Regions from separate parts of the Homo sapiens genome. Here regions 2, 3 and 4 are each linked to region 1. Evidence: chromatin contacts called from ENCODE Hi-C or POLR2A ChIA-PET data. All regions are on one chromosome and are shown on one strand. The core of a region is the stretch at or near the end of the contact, and the rest is flanking DNA. Distances in the headings are between cores, read along the strand shown. Region 1 holds the start of GFM1 (G elongation factor mitochondrial 1). Region 2 holds the start of TIPARP (TCDD inducible poly(ADP-ribose) polymerase). Region 3 holds the start of LINC00881 (long intergenic non-protein coding RNA 881). Region 4 holds the start of IQCJ-SCHIP1-AS1 (IQCJ-SCHIP1 readthrough antisense RNA 1).

The links. A loop is a pair of places that touch in the nucleus more often than their neighbours do. ChIA-PET counts read pairs that join two places held with the same protein, here RNA polymerase II (POLR2A). Pooled maps may share reads with other maps.
Region 2: a map of B cell shows a loop between it and region 1 (18-fold over the local background). The contact joins the promoter of TIPARP here to the promoter of GFM1 in region 1. A Hi-C loop is called at or near these places in 3 of 168 maps with a recorded cell type or tissue (B cell, naive thymus-derived CD4-positive, alpha-beta T cell and natural killer cell) and 4 of 50 pooled maps. POLR2A ChIA-PET finds 5 or more read pairs at or near these places in 1 of 52 experiments (common myeloid progenitor, CD34-positive).
Region 3: a pooled map shows a loop between it and region 1 (6-fold over the local background). The contact joins the promoter of LINC00881 here to the promoter of GFM1 in region 1. A Hi-C loop is called at or near these places in 2 of 168 maps with a recorded cell type or tissue (Right ventricle myocardium inferior and gastrocnemius medialis) and 7 of 50 pooled maps.
Region 4: a loop to region 1 is called in a pooled map, with 4 times the contacts of the local background. The contact joins the promoter of IQCJ-SCHIP1-AS1 here to the promoter of GFM1 in region 1. A Hi-C loop is called at or near these places in 1 of 168 maps with a recorded cell type or tissue (endothelial cell of umbilical vein) and 6 of 50 pooled maps. POLR2A ChIA-PET finds 5 or more read pairs at or near these places in 2 of 52 experiments (HEK293 and activated T-cell).

Annotation. Positions count from the first base shown.
Region 1 is chr3:158,641,526-158,646,225 of GRCh38, forward strand. It overlaps GFM1 (G elongation factor mitochondrial 1), which reads left to right and starts at 3,002. Exons shown (of 18, transcript NM_024996.7): 1 at 3,002-3,190; 2 at 4,104-4,256; 3 at 4,640-4,700. The coding sequence starts at 3,110.
Region 2 is chr3:156,672,887-156,677,586 of GRCh38, forward strand. TIPARP (TCDD inducible poly(ADP-ribose) polymerase) reads left to right here and starts at 1,704. Exons shown (of 6, transcript NM_015508.5): 1 at 1,704-1,910. It overlaps TIPARP-AS1 (TIPARP antisense RNA 1), which reads right to left and starts at 2,827. Exons shown (of 1, transcript NR_027954.1): 1 at 285-2,827. RefSeq lists an enhancer at 1,200-1,499 and silencers at 1,910-1,959, 1,990-2,059, 2,430-2,789.
Region 3 is chr3:157,087,231-157,091,930 of GRCh38, forward strand. It overlaps LINC00881 (long intergenic non-protein coding RNA 881), which reads left to right and starts at 2,651. Exons shown (of 3, transcript NR_034008.1): 1 at 2,651-2,892. The region is part of intron 3 of LINC00880 (long intergenic non-protein coding RNA 880); the gene reads right to left. LINC02029 (long intergenic non-protein coding RNA 2029) reads left to right here. Exons shown (of 3, transcript NR_135546.1): 2 at 629-786; 3 at 1,057-1,317. RefSeq lists a silencer at 1,946-1,995 and an enhancer at 2,956-3,055.
Region 4 is chr3:159,765,992-159,770,691 of GRCh38, forward strand. IQCJ-SCHIP1-AS1 (IQCJ-SCHIP1 readthrough antisense RNA 1) reads right to left here and starts at 2,621. Exons shown (of 3, transcript NR_121669.1): 1 at 2,583-2,621; 2 at 2,313-2,508. All of the region lies in intron 4 of IQCJ-SCHIP1 (IQCJ-SCHIP1 readthrough), which reads left to right. All of the region lies in intron 2 of SCHIP1 (schwannomin interacting protein 1), which reads left to right.

The DNA of each region.
Region 1 (4,700 bases), core at 1,752-4,251:
ACAAATGTCCTTAGCAGCAGGCAGGTTCAATTCTCCAGTAGTAAAGAGCTTCTTAGCTTAGCAATGCTGTTAGCCACTAAGAATGACACTGTCAATGCAGACACATTTGATGGAAGTGGCGGCCTTCAATAATTGCTTCTGTTCTTCGTGTCCACATTTTTTCTTTTGAAAAACTCCAAAGGCTTCTCTTTTTATGTAGGGTGCTTGGTCTCCATGTGGCGAAGCAGTTTTGAAGGTTTCATGGGTTTGTTGGATAGCCGCTTGCCACATATTATATAAAGCAGGCTTGGAGAATGTGAATCACCTGTTGCAGTGAACCTGCAATTTAAGTAGGACTCTAGGTATTTTCTTTCACATGCAGCTTTCCTTTTATTAGCAGTCTTAGAGTTTTCCATTTTCTCATCATTGGGTCTTTCCCCATTTTCAAAGAAGCTCTCCAGTGACATTTGTTTTTTACTCGTTTTGGCTAGAGTTAGGTTGTGGGCTTACCAAAACTGTGACTGAGGCAAGTGCTCAGTGTGGGAAGGAAGCGCGGACGGAAGTGGTAAATAAAATAATGGGCGGGCCACGCAAGACTTTAAAGCCTGCCATCAGATGCAACTGTACAACTGAAATACATCAACTCACTTGCCACTATAAAGCTTGCCACCAGTGCAGCTTTTGTCACTTGACACTCACTGACAGGGTTTTGATATGAATCTGCAAGCAATTGATTTATTATGGTCTCTGTGCAGTCAAACCTCTTTGCTAATGTTAATCTGTATTTGCAGCTGTTCCCCAGCCCTAGCGGCCACACCTTAGCTCCACCTCAGGTCATCAGGCATTAGATTCTCATAAGGAGTGCGTAACCCAGATCCCTTGAATGGATAGTTCACAAGGGGGTTCACACTCCCATGAGAATCTAATGCCACTGCTAATCTGACAGGAGGCAGAGCTCAGGTGGTAATACAAGTGATAAGGAGAGGGTGTAAATACAGATGAAACTTCACTCGCTCGCCCACTGCTTACCTCCTACTGTGTGGCCTGGTTCCTAACAGGCCATGGACTGATACTGGTCTCTGGCCCAGAGGTTGGGGACTCCTGTGTTAGAACATGTAGATGCCAAGTACCTGTGCCAACCACAGGTCCACCTTTGCATACTTGACCTTACCAGTATTTTATGAATATATATGTACAGCTCCCATGTTACCAGTGAAGGGTCTTGACTATGAGTCATACAGGTTCTTGGCGTTTGAACAAAGAATTGGACAAAACACATAAGCAAAGCAATGAAAGAATGGAGCAATGAAGGCACAGATGTGTTGAAACAAAAGTACACTCCACAGCTCAAGAGCACCTGTTACAGAATTTTCTGGGATTTAAATACCCTCTAGAGCGTTCCCATTGGTTACACCCTATGTAAATGAAGGAGTGGCCCATAACCAGCCTGCTTGGTTGCAGGAGGTGACCAATCAGAGGCTGAAGTGAAGTTACAAAGTTACACATGAGGACTTGGCCTGCTACCAGTCTGATTATTTGCCAGAGGGGACCAGTCAGAGGTACTTTCCATTTTTTCATCTGCAATGCAGTGCATTGGGAGTAGCCTCCGATCCTTTTGTTACTTGGGCATGGAGAGGTGGGGTTTTCCTTTTGGTTCAGCTCTAGGAAGTCAGCAGGGCCTTCGGTTCCCTGTCTCTAGACCCTGTTCTCCTGCCTCACCCATAAAGGGAATTCCCTAGAGATACTAAAGGCTGTCTGTCTCTCTTCTGAGCAGCCCACTCTGCCTCTCAGAGTGTACTTTTGGTTTACAATAAACTTTTTTGCCTACTCTTACTTTGTACTTGCTTTCAAATTCTTTTGTGTGGTGAAGTCAAGCACCTGAACCGGCCCACTGACAACAGCAAGGATAGAAGCAGTGAGATCGGTTACAAGGCTATTACAATAGTTCCCTCCAGAAACGGCAGTACTGAGAGGTGGGGAGAAGTAAGTTCTGGATTTTCTTTTTTTTTTTTTTTTTTTGAGACTCGCTCTGTCACCCAGGGTGGAGTGCAGTGGCGTGATCTCGGCTCACTGCAAGCTCCGCCTCCTGGGTTCACACCATTCTCCTGCCTCAGCCTCCCGAGTAGCTGGGACTACAGGCGCCCGCCACCGCGCCCGGCTAATTTTTTTTTGTATTTTTAGTAGAGACGGGGTTTCACTGTGTTAGCCAGGATGGTCTCCATCTCATGACCTCGTGATCTGCCCGCCTCGGCCTTCCAAAGTGCTGGGACTACAGGTGTGAGCCACCGCGTCCGGCCCTGGATGTCTTTTTGAAAGTAGAGCTTACAGGATATGCTGACTGATTAGACCGGAGATGTCACAGCATGGTGTCAAAGCGACTAATATTTTTGGCTAGAATCACTAAAGTTTACATTTATGAGATGGATAAGACTGTGGAAGGTTTGGGGAAGAAGATCCGAAGCTCAGTTTTGGACCTGTTAGGTTCAACATGCCTCTTAACACATCCAAGCAGAATGGTCAAGGATGCAGTCTTCCACATGGACAGGACATGAAATGTCTGACATCGAACAATAACAAATAACATTTTGACATGAGGAAAAGTATTTGTAATTGTAATTGATAGTTCATTCACTATAATTTGTCCACGTTCTTTTTCAGGCCATGTCATATATATACCTATTAATATTTGTAATAGACAATTTTGCTCTTTTCTACTTAAATTGTTATATACATTTCTCCACATTGCTTTATAGGCCTAACAACCATGTTTAAATTCTGTATCTTCATACAGAGGTAATATTTAAAAAAGAAGACGAAGACAAAAGGACTCCCTTCCCTCACCCATATACCTATGCCGTCTTACTGGGAGCAAACACTTCTTTAGCTCCGCAAAGCGATTGCACTTTCTCTTCCAAGTCGGCAGACGGCGCGCGAGCAGCGTAGGCACTGCTCCGCCTCCAATCCAGTTGCTCTTCTTTCTTTTCCTCACTCTCTTTTTCCTCGCGTCCTTTGCCCCGGAAGTGCTCTTACAACATTGGCTGCCGGCGTGACTTTGACCGCTTCCCGGTGCGTTACCGGCAGCTGAACCCACCCGGCGCCACGGGACTTTGACGCGTGCTCTGCGCTTGCCATGAGACTCCTGGGAGCTGCAGCCGTCGCGGCTCTGGGGCGCGGAAGGGCCCCCGCCTCCCTAGGCTGGCAGAGGAAGCAGGTACCGGAGCATAGAGAGGCTAAATCGGGACCATTCCCGGAACCTTGTGATCCCTTCTGGGCAATGGAAGGCCGTGACACCCCCTGGGTCCTCATGACTGACAGCTCCGAATACTGGCAGTCGCTCGTCAGTGCTGAAAAGCACCTCGGTGCCTGCACATTAGCTCGTTAGCTCGTTTGTTTCGCTCTCTGGTATCCCTAGGGTTTAATCAACTAAAAGTGTCTGTCACTCAGATACTTTGATATTTTATCCACCTTTTCTAAGGTTTTTTTTTTTTTTTTTTGCCTCTCTTTTCCCGTGAATAATTGTGCATTTTGGATGTGCAGTCCTATAGGGAAAGGTTTATATTGTATCTTCATTCCATCTAATAGGGATCCCCATCCCCTGCCACCAGAGTAAAGTTAAAACAAGCTTCATGAATTGTTTTTGTTTGGAGGGAATTGGAAATCTTTGGGGGCTGTCTTGGAGCTACTAGCATCACTGCATAGAGCATATAAGTTCTCAAACATATTTGTCATCTGTGAACTACAATAAAGGAGAAAGGGAAAAAAATTAAGTTAAATTTAAGCTAAAATTTGTATTTTCTATTAAAGTATTTTTTGGAGCTGTCTTTGTGATTTTATCTGCCCCAGTGTGTATTTTCAAATCTGCAGTAAAAAGTGTCTCCCATTTTAATTAAATTTAACTTATTCATTAATTAATTTTAAAAGAATACGTCTTTACTGTCTTGTTTTGAAGTCTGTCCTCTGATTACAAGAGTTCCAGGCTTAAAGGTTTCCCCTGGTGCCTTTCTCAAGCTATCTCATATCCAGTGAGATTTCTTGGAGGAATAATGTCCACCATACTCCTTTTAATTGTCTGTTGTTCTCTCTTATAAAAGGTGCATAGAATTGAGCTCTCGTATTTTTTTCAGGTTAATTGGAAGGCCTGCCGATGGTCTTCATCAGGGGTGATTCCTAATGAAAAAATACGAAATATTGGAATCTCAGCTCACATTGATTCTGGGAAAACTACATTAACAGAACGAGTCCTTTACTACACTGGCAGAATTGCAAAGATGCATGAGGTATATATTCACGGTTGATTCCGGATTAATTAGAACCAGATTTTAATTGTTTTGTTGCTATTATTTAATAAAGCTTATAAACCTGAAAGATTAAAACAATGGTAACAGCGGACTTTTGACAGTTAGGCTTATCTGAAAGTTGCTTAAGTTAAGTATCTGTGTTCTGGTTTTATTTTTATTTTTTATAGAAGAGGTCTCACTTTGTTGCTCAGGCTGGTCTCAAACTCTTGGGCTCAAATTATCATCCTGCCTCAGTCTCCCACAGTGCTGGGATTATAGGCATGAGCCACTGCACCTGGCAACTGTTTCCATTTCAGTTAAGATTTCTTTCCTTCTTGGAATGCAGGGACAGAGAAAGTCTGAATTGCTGTGCTTGTGTTTAGGTGAAAGGTAAAGATGGAGTTGGTGCTGTCATGGATTCCATGGAACTAGAGAGACAAAGAG
Region 2 (4,700 bases), core at 454-2,953, 2.0 Mb before region 1:
AAGGTATGTAGCTAACAGCCTTCTTTCTGTTCCAGCATCCTTAGCTCGTGGCTTCCATGTCCATATTTTCCACATCATGTTCACTTCATTTTTGTCATGAAACTCCATCTCCATCCTTAAGTCCCAAGACTTATGACCCTAGTTAAGCCATTCCAGCCAGGCCCCAGTATGCCCACGCTAATTGAAGCCCCAGACATCATGGAGCAGAAATGAGCCACCTGTACTATGCCCTGACTGAATTCCTGTGCCAGAGAATTCAGAATCATGAGTAAATAAAAGAGCCATTGTTTTAAGTCATTATATTTTGGGGGTGGTTTGAACACAGCAATAAATAACTGAAATACTACTAAAAGCATAAAGAATGTATAACAACCTAATTGTTACAAGGGAGTGGAATTAATAATCTACAAGAAGGCACAAAAGGACAGAAAAGAAACAGAACAAATGAGAAAAATAGAAAGCCAACAGTAATATGGTAAACTCAAATATTAGCTTCTAGGCAATTCTATGTATGAGTAGACACTGACCAAGATCTTGTCTCAATAAGATTTTAAATGTAAAGATTTTCATCTTTTACCTATTGTCCTCTGAATTCCGCCCATATCATTCTCACCTTAGTTTAATGGCCCTGCCTTGATGCAATTTGAAATAAGCTGCTAAGGAGATAACACCCTTAATCTATTCATTGCTGGTGCGCTTACCCAGTCTGGTTTAGAACCGTTTAACAAAGGCTTAGAATCATAATGTCTATGATTATTACCTCTTAGCTCCTAGTTTTACTGACTTCCATGTCTGGAATTACCAGCACTTCTTTTTCGTACATATGGATTATATGAACTAAATGTATTGTTTCTTCCCTCACTACTGAAAATCTATTCAATATATGGAGTTACAATTCAAAGTATTTTACAACCCAGAAAATATGGCCATTCCGTATGTGGTGTGTATTTCAGAGGTGCTCTGCAAGCTCCATGAGGACAGGCGTGAAGTTCAGGCTACATGCCTGGTACGTAATAGACGCTCTGACAGACATTTGCTGAATGAATAAGTTAGTCACTACGGCGTTTGTGGGCTTTAAAACACAAGTAAATGCGCTTCTATCGCCAAAACCTCACAGCTTCCCTTCTGCAAGGTGGCGTACAAGGCCCACGAAATAGTCGGCCGCCGCAGGTGCGCAGCCTGTCCAGCCTGTCCGGCTCGGGGCAGGCGACCTCGTCTGGTGGCAGTGGGGGAGGCAGCCGTTTGCTTCCTCACAGGGTGTGCCGGAATCAGAGGCTGGAGGCGTCTGGGGAGTAGGCAAATAAACAAAGCCAACCGCACCGAAACGGGTCGTTCCGTTTCACATCCTCCCTCGGGTGTCTGGGTCTTCTCGGAACAAAGTGACCCTCCATCTGTCCGCAGGCAGGTGGAGCCCGTCCCACGCGGCACGCGCCTTCCTTCCTCACAGCCGCGTGTAGACGCGGACCCTCAGGGACACTGCGGACGCGAGAAAGGACACGCCCCCTCGCGGGAGCATAAGTCCACCGCACAGAACTCGCGCGCCTCCCCTCGAACGAACGCGCACGCGCGCGCAGGGGGCGGGTCTTCTTCCCGACACCCACTGAGCGCCCGGCCTCCTCACCCCACCCCACCGAACTCCGGCCGCCCAGGCTCCGCCTCCGCGACGGGCCGTCGGGAGGAGGCGACCGGAAGCCACTTAAAGCAGAGATCGAGGTGACAGGCGAGCTGGCTGGACTCGGAGCGCGGTCGAGGCTTTCTGCGTTCGCGGCGGCGGAATGGCCCGTGCGCGGCTCGCCGCGTCGCGGCTCTGTGGTCCCTAGACGTCGGCTCCCGCCCTCGGCGCTGATCTCCGGCGCGGGCACTGCTTTCCACTCGGCTCCTGTCGTCCGTTCTCTCAGGCTCCCGTTCAGGTAAAGGGCTCCGGGAGGGCACTGAGGGGCTGAAGAACCCTAGCGGGGAGTGCGAGCGCCGGCCTCGCGGCTCCGGCCCCGGCCCCGGCCCCGCGCCGGCAGTGTGCGGGGCTCTCGCGGATCGGGGTGATTGATTTTGAGACTGCCCTTTGTACCGAATTCACTCGGGTCCCGTCAGCATGAAGATGGAATTGGTTTACACTTCTTAGGCACTTAGAGCCTGTGGCAGGTGTATACATCAGACCGAGGCGCCGAAGGATTTAGTTGGGGTCGCAGGCGCCTGCCCCTTCCCCGTTCGTCAGGGTGGGGGCGCGTCTATGCGGCCTCCCCCGCGGGCCGACCCCGGGTGCTCTGAGGCGCCTAGGAGCCCTTCCCAGACCCCGGGGGGGAGGGCACGGCAGCTACGGGAGCCTTCCGGCTACCCCGCGTTTCGGGCTGCAGCCCAGAAGTTTGGAAGATGTTTTCACATTAACTTTGAGAGCGCACAAGTCTTCGTCTTCCTCCCCGCCGCCGCGGGAAGCGCTCGCCGCCTTTCCCCCGCGCTTCGCGGCTCAGTTCTGCGAGCCCCCAAGACCCGTTGGACGCTCCTCGGGAGGTGAGCTGAGGGGGTAAAGAAGAATTAGAGAGAGAAGGCGCCGCGAGTAGTCTCTGGGATGCAGGGAGGCCGGGGCGGGTCGTTGGTCCGAAGGAGGCTGGACAGGAGTTGGGGGGCGCCCAGGCGCCTGCTGAGGGGAAGGCGGGGGCGGGGACGCCCGGGAACACCCGGAATTGCAGAGCCGGGCGGCGCCTCAGCTGCACTGCGCGGAGTTGGCGCGGCCCGGGACCAGGAGCTGAGCAAACCGCCGCGGCCAACAGGAGGCGTCACTCGGACCCGGGCTCGGCGCCGGGGTGTCGCGCGGCGGCGGGCGGGCAGGCTTTGGAGCGGCAGTTTTTTCGGAAAGTGCTTTTGGCCGGGAGTGCCGCAGAACCCCAGCGTCACGAGGTGAGGGGTGTCGCGGTGTGTCGCCTGCCGCTGGAGACCGGAGGATGTGTTCTTCTCATCTTTATTTTTCTGTTATGAAAACTAATTGAGGAGCTAGGTTCTAGTGGCTTTCCCCCTCCAGCCACTTCTCCAGTTCTCTGCTTCTTCCTCCCAGTTTTGTTTCCGAGTTTGATGAAAGGGCAATAATAGGAAAAGTTGCGCGCGCGCGCTTGCGTGTGTACGCGCAGACACACATATAAATAAAATCGATTTAGTGTCTATTTTACCTTGATTGGGTTTGATAGGAGTGGTTAGAGAGTGTGCGCGTGGGGAAAGCACAGGCCGGTTTGGTATGGTGGAGAGGGAATACCACAATCTGTGCCAATTGTGCCTTGAGGCAATAACACCAAATGATGAATAATAACGCCTGGCTTGGCTCCTTTCCAGTTGATTTATGTCTCATGTCAGATCCCTCCTTCTTCGTGAAGCTTTCCCTAACAATGCCAGCTTACAGTGAACTCTCCTTTTTCTGCCTTTTCCTTTTGTACTTATCATGTAAATTTAATACTTCGTTATAAACTGCTTTGTATTTTACTTTTCTGAATTTGATGGACTTCTTACACATAGATTTATGACTCTCCAATTAAATTTTTAATATTCACTTTTGGGGACACTCAGTTTTACCTTTTGTTGTTGACCCACAAACAACAAAGAACTAAGCATTTAATATGTGCTTTTCTTAACTAATTCAGCCAACAAAATATATATGGAACACCAGCTGTGTGCATTGTGGTAGCTAGGCACTTTATTGGGCACCTAGGATGCATATTTGATTAAGTCATGGGACCTTGCGTCACAGATCTCTTTCAGTTTATTGGACAAGAGAGAAGAGGATTAATTGCTCATCACCATTCCTTTCTCACCTGGCACAATCTCAGTAAATGTTTTCAAATTTCAGTTTTTTTCAAGGGGTCTGATTCTTGGAAGAAAGGACTTTTTCGTCTCTTTCAGTAGTTGATTAGGAATCTGAAATTTGGTGTGTGTTTTATATTTTTTTTTTATTTTTCTATAGTATGCCTTCATTTGCTCTTTAAAAATGTATGTATGTAACTTTTCTGAAGGCAAGAACTAGGAGGCTTTTTCTGTGTTACCAAGTTGTGCTTGTCTTCTGACACATCGTGCAGTGGTTGTTGCTAATGGGGCTTCTGTTACTAAACACACCCTTGTATTCCATCAGAAGCGGTAATGTTTTTGGGGGTTGTAAAAGTAGACTCTTAACATTCTTGGATAGTATATTAGAGCTTTCTGAATATAGAAATGCTTAACAGACTCCTGGCTTTCTCCCATAGAACATTTCAATTGAGAGCCCCTGTTACTTGTGTATGTTCTTATACCCTTAAATTGACTCACTGTTTTAAGTTTGAAGTTTATCTTTCATTTGATGAACTTTTAAAGAAACTTTTTGTCAACTCATGAGATAGGTGATACATAAACAACTATAAAGAGAACCGCAAAGCTGAGTGGAAATGTGGTTTCCCTGCTGTCATCATCTAGATACAGTTATTTCTACCTCCCATTTCCCACCCCACTCTAACCTTATAGTAGAAATTCTTAACCTAGCAGAATTGCAAACTCTTATGTATTCAGTCCACAAATGCATGCCAATGGCCTGTTGAAAGACTCTTCTACTTTTACCTGCTGTGTGCTTTTGAATAGCCTTGGGTGCTTTGGAGCCTTAATTTCTCGATAAAATTTAAAATTGACTTGTAAAAACTAAATATAGTATAAGAGGAATGGTTTCAGGGAATCAGTCAGGACAAAAACAAAAC
Region 3 (4,700 bases), core at 1,401-3,900, 1.6 Mb before region 1:
ATAATGATAATCTGGGGCTTTCCTCAAACTTGGCTGGAAGTTACTGGCACACAAATAGTAGAGGTGTTTGGGGGTTTTCTGCTATGAAGGAGTCCTTGATTTGTACTATCTCAATAAAGCAACCTTCTTTTGACCTGCCTTTGGAAGAAGTAGGTGAATTTCTAAGAGCCCAGCTGTGCTGGACCCTAGGAGGCTGTCAAGACTCCCAGGGTAGGAATGTTCCTCCACAACTTTGAATTTCAATTTCCCTTTACAAAAGGCAAAATTTGTTTTATTCCCCATTGTTGGAGACATTAGTCATGGATGAAACAAATTTAAAACTCCCCCTATGCCCTGCTTCTTGCCCACCCCACACATTCCCACTCTATATCCTCATTCCAATCTAGTGAATCTTAGAAATGACACATTGAATGAAGAGCTTTGCAGGTAACCTTCCCTTCCTAATGAAGTTTCCTTTTTGCGGGGTTTTGGTGTGTGTGTGTGTGTGTGTTTGTAGTTCCATAATTCTCAAATGAAAAATTGCTAAAAGGTCATCTATACAAATCCTTAAGATGGTGAACCTCTACAACCTTACTTTAATTTTAGGAGATATTTCATTTCATGCCTTAAGTTTTGCAATTATTTTCAGTGTCTCCTTTTCCAGACTTCTTAGAGGACTTGGAAAGAAAATGAAATGACGTTGAACGAAATCAAAGTAAATTGAGTGATCTGAAACGATTTGATGTCAGCAAGAATTCCCCATACAGCTCACAGCCCTACCCCGAGCACGCCTCCCTCTTGGGTATGGTGAGTTCAGCTCCAAATTTATTCTGACAAGAAAGCACAGGCAATGGCTTCAGTGGGTCTAAATCAGGTGAAAATTCAAAGCAATCACCCTTCCTGGACAATCTTCTGCTTTCTCAGTGCTTATCATGGTCTGAAAATTCCTATTTAAAGAAGCAGAGCTTTCTTTTAAGTCCTAACAGAACAAAGTCACACTCAACAGTGCACAGGCACACGCCGGGATCGAGAATGCATTTTTGGCAAAAAGTCTCCTCTTTTCTCTGTCTCCTCCAGCTCTCTGCAGGCCCAAACCTTGCAGAAGCCATTCCATGTTTCCTGAGCAGGAAAAGACAAACTCAGACCGACAACCTTGGACTTCAAAAGACTGCACACAAGGGGAGGAAGGACTGAGAGTACCAAGGCGTGAGAATTCAGAATGCTGCTATCTCATTTATTTTTACCATTTAGGAAACGTTTTGATCTGCATTCCTTTTCCCTTCCCTGATTTCAAAAAATAAAAATAAAAATGCTTCGGTTCTGAGGAGTAACTCTCCAGATGGAAGGGGAAGATCAGGGGATGAATGGGGGAGGGCTGCTTGCGTCCTCTCCCCTGCCACACACACGCTCTCTGTTTCAGCCAGTGTAAAAATAGCCGCCCAGGTTTATGTATTCATCCCTAAGCTGCAATGAAGCGCCTGCCTCCCGGCCAGAGTCCGCTGCCTTTTAGTAGCTTATAACATCAGGTGACGCCTCCAGCCCTCCCATTCCCCGCCCCAGCCCGGATAAACGTCCTCCGTGACCTTAGAAGTTTTCAGTTTAATCAGCGGTATCGTTTTTGAGAGGAAAATCCTCCCAGCTTTGCGGGCTGGCAGGGCTCTGGGGCCCTCCCCTGCCTCCCAGCCCAGGCCGCAGAGCGAGAGCGTTTCCATCTGTGCTGCGAGCGGGAAGAGCCTCTCTGTGCTCCCCGGCACGTCCAGCGCGCGGGCGGGAACACGCTCTCCTGTGGGGGGCAGCTTTCCCAGGGACCTTGCCTAACGAGGGCCAGGCGGCTCCCCCGTGGGCCCCGAATGGCTCCTGGCAGGCAGACCCCTATCCCTGTCGAGAGCACTGATTTCCCCAGCGTCGGGGGAGGCAGCCGCGCCCTCCTGGAGCGAGGCAATCCAGCGGTCAGGCGGCGGCGAGGGCCTGCGCGTGCGCAGAAAAGAGCTGCCTCCGCGCCAGGCAAGGGGCGCGAGGGCGGAGGATGGAGGGCGAGGGCGCATGCGTCAGCCGTGCCGCTGGGGCCGCGTAGGAGAGCTGAGCTGCTGGGTCCTGCCGTCAGTGCAGTTTCTTGGCAGCACGTTGGGGACACTGCGCCATGAGAACAGAGCCACAGAATGTTAAAGGCACAGCCTCCTTCGAGGGCATTTGCATAATGCCTCCCGTTTACAGATGAGGAAATTGAGGCCCAAAGAGGTGATGGGAAAGGCCCAAAGCTGCATTTCTGGCTTCTGGCAGCTGGGACCAGATCCAGCTCGTATTGACATGGTTTAAGCACTTCTTCAATGAGCACTTATCAAAAGCCTAGATACTGTGTACTCAGTGTCTTGAGTGGCAGCGAAAGATAACCACGAATACGTCAGAAGCAGTGTAGCCACGGCTGCCCTGGATTTGGGCATAGAATCAGACAGACCTGGGTTTGATATGATGATTTCCAGAACCACACTACTAGTTGGATGGCCTTAGTGAAGCAGTTAACCGCTCCATGCCCTAGCTTTCTGGTCTGCAAAACGGAGATAAAAATAGGCTAGGGTCGTGGGATTTAAATGAGATAAGGTGCACATTGTTTAGCACAGTGCCTGCGCATGGAAGGCTCTCAAATAAATATTCGTGCAATGTTTTGAGAAGTAGAAAGTGCTAGGCACGTAGGCGTTCAGGAGACAGTCACGGTACTCGTTTCCAGACAGAAGTCATGAGGAACAAGAGGGAAGGTGCTTTCCCGTGTGCAGCGCTTGGGGAGACTCACACAGACAGAGGATCTGGCATGACAGGGAAAGGAGGAAATGGCTTCTGTTAATCTCTCCTTCAGCTTCTCCCGCCCTTCCCATGCACTCTTCCTGTTTCCCTTTCCAGTTCTCACGGTGACTCAAGGTAGGTGGCTGCAGAGAGACATTGGGACCTCTTACCAGGGAAAATATGTTCTGTAATCTGGCATAATTTAAGTTTTAAGTCCCATTTTATCATAGGGGTTCCCCTCCCCTTTACCTAGGTGTGATAGGCACAAGAAAAAGGAATGGAGTTAAGTGGATAAGTGACTAAGGTGTCACATTGGAGTAGTGTGGATCATAGATCTCAGAGCTGAAGATCATCTAGGTGGACTCCCTCATATTAAAGAAGAAGCAGTGAAAAACTGTGAAAGGCAAAATGACATCAAGTTTCAGACTCAAGTTGGAGCCATGGTGTTCTGTAGCACCATAGTTCATTCATCCACTCATACACACTACTCTGGGTGGATATCTGATATACTGCCAGGTACAAGGTTCTGCCTCAGTAGGCAGGGAAAGGGGAAAGGAAATAGAAATCCGGGAGGATTCTCGGGTTCTTTGTGCAGCTTCATGGATGTTGATACCATTTACTGTGATTGCAAGTAGAGGAACAGAAATGGACCTGAGAGGAAGATGGCATGTTTTGAACATGGGTTTGAGGTGGCTGTAGGACATCCAGGTGGAGACCTCCAGGAAGAGTTAGGAACATGAGTTCCAAGCACAGGAGAGAGGCCTGGAGGTGCCCACTGGGGAACAGTCAACTTAAAGATGGTCACTGAAGCCAAGGCAGGGCTGGGATGGCCCAGAAGAGCAGGCAGAATGAAAAGACTATGAAAGCATGAAACCCAAACCTGACAGATACCAGATCCTAAGGATCAAATAAGAGATCCTGAGGAACAGATGGAGAAATGGAAAGAAAACCAGAAAAAAGTGGCATCAAGCAGTTCACATCAAGACTCTCCAGGTTGAAGACGTAGTCAGGAGTGGGAAATGCCACCGAGATGTGAAGCAAATGAGCACCGGAATATGTCTGTTGTATTTGACAATGAGGAAGTCATTGATTACTTGTGAGACATTGGTTTTAGTGGGGATGTGAGGGCAGAAACAAAATCACACTAGGTTAGAAGCAAAATGGAGTCAAAGAAGAGAAGAGGCAGGGGTAGTGGGTATAAACCACTGCTTCAAGAGAGTTGGTTAGGCAGGGAGGGGGAAGTTACAGCTAAAAGGGGAGGCAGGGAGAGTTTCCTTTATTCATTGTCGTTTTGTTTTATTTGTTGTGTTTTGTTTTTGCAACTATGGGAAACTGGAACGAGCTTATAGGAAAGGGGAAGCAGGAGGGGTCAGCAAGGAGAAATAACTTGGAGTCTCAGTACAACCCCCAGCACCACCACAGGGTGAGTGACAGAAGAGGGGATTCTGGCCCCAGATAACCCAAAGGAAGGGATCCTCTTCCTTGGTTATTTTTTTTCTACCACTGGAAAGGAAGAAACGTACATGGGAGGTTTAGAAATGGACTTGGGGAGCTCTTTAAGCAAGGTTTATCTGTGTCAGGATCTAACCCTGGCAGTAATCTTACCATCAAATGCATTTAATCAGACCCATTTGCATGTGGAGCTGTGCCCAGTGCTATTCAAATAATGTGAAATGGATACTGTTATTACCATGTCAGTCAGGACTATGGGTAGCAAGTGACTGAAACCCAGCTCTAACCACGGGATCCATGGGTTTGCTAAAAACTGGGTAGACTGGCTTTAGGCCCAGTTAGATTTCAGGTGCTTTAAAGGTGTTGTCATGTATGATAGGCATAATGTTTTGAAATTATCAATGTAGTTTTCTCTTTTGCCTTTCAAAGCATATGAACTTAGTCTACTCTAGGCATTTATCTGCCTAGGAAGAAATGAAAGTTCTTTCCAG
Region 4 (4,700 bases), core at 1,371-3,870, 1.1 Mb after region 1:
ACATCTTTTTTGCCCCTGAGAGAAGAGCAGATAAATGACTTAAAAGAAAACCATCATGAAGGTAGCTCCCCTGTTTAGCACTGCTTTGAGATAAAGCAACAGTTGTAATTTGAAATCATTAATGATGACCCTAATTAGGGCTGAAGGGCGTAGTTGAAAGGAGCTGCTTTCTGTGTGTGGCAGCTGTGTGGCAGGTGGGAAAATGCTTGCCTTGCGGGTGTAATTTTTGCGACACCAGGACCCCGGGGCTCCTGAAAATTGGGTGCATGCACTTCTGACTTCAGGGGTGAGGATGGTAACTGTGTTTCACAGAGAAATTGCCATGGTTCTATCAGAGAGCGCCCTTGGCTGACAGAGCCTGCTGGTTAGTTTCCCTTGGGAAACTACTTAATAAATTAGCATACTCATTTTAATTCCAGCTGTTTAGGAGTTTACCATGGCCATTAACAGACGTGGAATCTTTCCATTACAGTCAATACTATCTCTTATACCTTGCAATAGAAAATATCCTTTTCCCACTTTGTGCTTGAGAAAAATACCTCATTAATACCTGGGCTTGAACAATGAGTGGGAAATAAGCAGGAGGTTAGTTTGCTATTGCGTGACATTTATACATTCCAGGAAAATTTAGTACTTGGGTATACATGCAAAGTTAGGGTTTGATGGTGACAATGAGCTCCATTATTCAAAAGTTGTGGAACAAATTGTTTTTGAGCACCCATGTATGTGCTGTGTGCCAGGGATGGTTCTGAGTGCTGTAGTTACACATCAGTCCACATGGGGCTGAAATTCTGGTGAGGGAAGGGTAGGGATACAGACTGCCTTCCCTCCAGGAACTTAAAATTTGATGGCTTACCTAGCACCACCTCATACCCCCACCCCCAACGCATCTTCTGGTTATTGTGAAGACTATGAATCTTTCCTTCTTGGGCAGTCTTTGAAACCAATGGTGTATCCTCACCTAGTGAACAGTTTGCATATTTGCATATTTGGGTTTCTTTCCTTCACTTCCAGCTTTCCTGGAAATGCCCCTTCTGGTCATTTCCTCTACAAGTTACACAGAGAAATTTAGATTTCATTGTGTCAAAGCAAGGATGTATACAGAAAAAAGGGAGAAGGAGGTAGCATTTGAGGTTAATGGTGGATTTTTTCATGTTTTGGTTTGTGTTTGAACAAAATTACTAGTCAGTGTTGGTTTAGAATACTGTTTTTCAAACAGTAAGTTTCCCATGAAATCACCTTAGCATTTAAAAAAATGAAATAAAATAGAATGTATGATAGTGTATTGCAGGGAGTCATAGTAAAGTTGGTAATTTTTAAAACTTTAGTTTTATATGTATGGTGGGTTGCAACATAAAGTTTACTTCTCACTATGGGTCGCTGTTATAAAAGATTGAAAAGCACTGATTTAAATCCTGTTTAGTGCTGCCTGGAGTACGTAAGGGAATTTATGACCATGAGGACAGAAACCGGAGAAGAACAAAGGAGCCGTGTGGAAGAGAAGGCCTGCCTTGAAGGAACTGTTCAAATCCAATGATATTTTACTCCTCTTTAAAATGTCTTGTATGAATATATTTAAGTGGCATTAATACACACCACTAGGAATGGGGTATACAATGAAAAGGGGATAGCTTCTCTTCACCAAGTAAGCCTATTCCTACTTCAGGGCTTTTGCCCTTCTGTAACCTCTGCTTGGAAGCAAGTGTCTGGTTCCTTCTCATCATTCCAGACTCAGTTCAACTCTCACCAGCTCAGAGAAGCTGTCCCCCACCACCCTTCCTAAAGTAAAGTAACAGCACTGCACCCCAACTCCAGCACTCCTGGTGTATTGTTTTCTTAGTGCTTGTCACTATCTGACATTATCTTATTTAGTCCTCTATTTTTGGTCCCTCTGAAATGTAGGCGGGAGTTCTTGCCTGTTTTTTAACTCTATAACCTATTGCCTGGAACATGCCTGGGATGGAGTAGGTTCTCAAATATTGAATGAATGAATGAATGAATGTTTATGACAACAACACAACCCATACCTAATCCAACTCCCATTTTACAGTTGAGAAAATTGAAGCCCAGAGAGGTTAAGTGATTTGCCTCAGACCCAGTGAGAAACTTATGAACAGGGTTTTGTTCTTTCTTGTGACACCAGACTAGTTCCCCGCCCCCTTTTTTAATGCTTAAAATAATTTGAAATAAAAGGAAAGGAAGGAGCTCCCACCTCCCTGAAACTTAAAGGGTTTCCTATTGACAAGTCTCTTATTGCACTTCCTTAGAATTAAGGACATAAGTAAACTGGGAAATCATCAAAACCCCCTTACTTATGAGTCTTCTTTTGTAGACAGGGTTTTGTATTGTTTTGTTTCAATGACATACTATTGGGTTCTGCAGAGCAGGGTAGTGACAGAATCCATGTCTCCTCACTCCACATCCAGTGCTCTTTCCTTCCTCTTAGTTGTGGTGATGCACGCAGAAGGATGACTGAGGTCTCAAAAATGGGATGACAATCAGCTATCCCTAATTCAGATAAGATTGAGAGGCAAATTTAAAAATGCACAATGTTTAGGTGGGATTTAAAACCTAGCACTGACCTTCACTTTGCGATGGGTTTAGAAAACTAATCTCTCTCTTGGTATCTGTGGAGGATGATGAGCTTGGATGCTGTCAGGAACTATCTTTGGTGTCACAGCATGGAAGGGCCTGGGGAGTCCTGATGGAAACACTCTAGTGACTGGATCCTTGCTCCATCTCAGAGCTGGGGGCTCAAGACAGACCTCCAGCACCTGGTCCAGCCCTCCACTGTGATGTCATCACCTGGGACAGCCATATCCCCAGTAGTTCGCATTGTGCCTGGCACAAATAAATGCTTGAAACATGCAGAGAGGGTGAGGGGCTCTACCCAAAAACCAGAACTACTCCCAGAAGTGCCCCTTCCATGGGCAGCCCCTGCTCATCTGGTGTCAGTGTGCTTCTCACAGTCCTGCCCTGGGCTTGTATTCCGTCTTGTGCGTGAACACTCTTAATAAATTCAAGGGCCATAGATGGAGTAAAGAAAGGTTCTGGGGTTGGTGCCTTTGATGTCAGATTAGGAGTCCTGCTTGCAGAAGTTCATGTTTCTCTTAAATTCTTATCTTCTTGCCTACTCTAACTCTGGTGCACAGGACTGGACAGTTTTCCCTCTTATGAGAGCGGGCCACAAACAGTCGGCTTTCTCTCTTCTGCTTCTCCAGGACCTTAGTGCATCACTGTAGCCCTCTTGCTCCTGTTCAAAAGGCTCTGTGGACCTGTTGCCAAGTGGGGTGGGAGGGGGGGCACTGCCTCAGTGTACTCTTCCTCCTAAATGGAATATAATTACACATCTTTTTCTCTGTGTTTGTCCCTGAGGCTTCCTGTCCTTCATGGGACGTGTTCCTCCATGTCTAGCCTGTTCCCTGTCTCTGGAGACTCAGCCTATTTTGACGCTTTTCTTTAAAAATAGCTTTATTGGCCAGGCATGGTGGCTCAGGCCTGTAATCCCAGCACTTTGGGAGGCCAAGGCAGGCGGATCACCTGAGGTCAGGAGTTCGAGACCAGCCTGGCCAACGTGGTGAAACCCCATCTCTACTAAAAATACAAAAATTAGCCGGGCATGGTGGCGGGCGCCTGTAATCCCAGCTACTCGGGAGGCTGAGGCAGGAGAATCGCTTAAACCCAGGAGGCGGAGGTTGCAGTGAGCCAAGATCACACCATTGCACTCCAGCCTGGGTGACAAGAGTGAAGCTTCGTCTCAAAAATTAAATAAAATAAAATAAAAATAGCTTTATTAAGGTATAAGTGACATACATCAACTGTACATAGTTAAAATGTACAATTTGATGAGTTTTGACATATGTATGGCATATGTATGTGTTTTGACACACCTGTGAAACCATCATGAACATCAAGATAATGAACATATTTAGCATCCCCAAAAGTATCCTTGCACTCCTTTGTAATACCACCATCTTGTCCCTAGGCAACCAACTGATCTGATTTCTATGTTATAGATTAGTTTATGCCTTCTAAAATTAACATAAGTGGAATCACAGTATGTGTGGATTTTTGTGTGGCTTCTTTAACTCAGAAAGTGATTATTTTGAGATTCATCCATGTTATTGTATATATCAGTGGTTCGTTTGAACTCTTGCTGAGTAGTGTTCCATTTTGTGGATATACCATTTTCATCTGTTGTTATACATGTGCATTGTTTCTAGGTTTTGGCTATTACAAATAACATTGTTATGGACACATGTATACACTTTATCTATTTATTTTTGGGGTGAAGTTTTGCTCTTGTCACCCAGGCTGGAGTGCAATGATGCTATCTTGGCTCACTGCCACCTCCGCCTGCTCAGTTCAAGTGATTCTCCTGCCTCAGCCTCCTGAGTAGCTGGGATTACAGGCAGCCACCATCATGCCTGGCTAATTTTTGTATTTTTGTAGAGACGGGGTGTCACCATGTTGGTCAAGCTGATCTTGAACTCCTGACCTCAGGTAATCCGCCCACCTTCGCCTCCCAAAGTGCTGGGATTACAGGTGTGAGCCACTGTGCCGGGCCTGAATATACACTTTCATTTCTCTTGGGTAAATAACTAGAAATAAGAACGGCTTGATCACGTGGTAGGTGTATGTTTACCTGTGTAAGAAGCTGCCTGTCTTCCAAGGAAGTACTATTTTACTTTGCCATCACA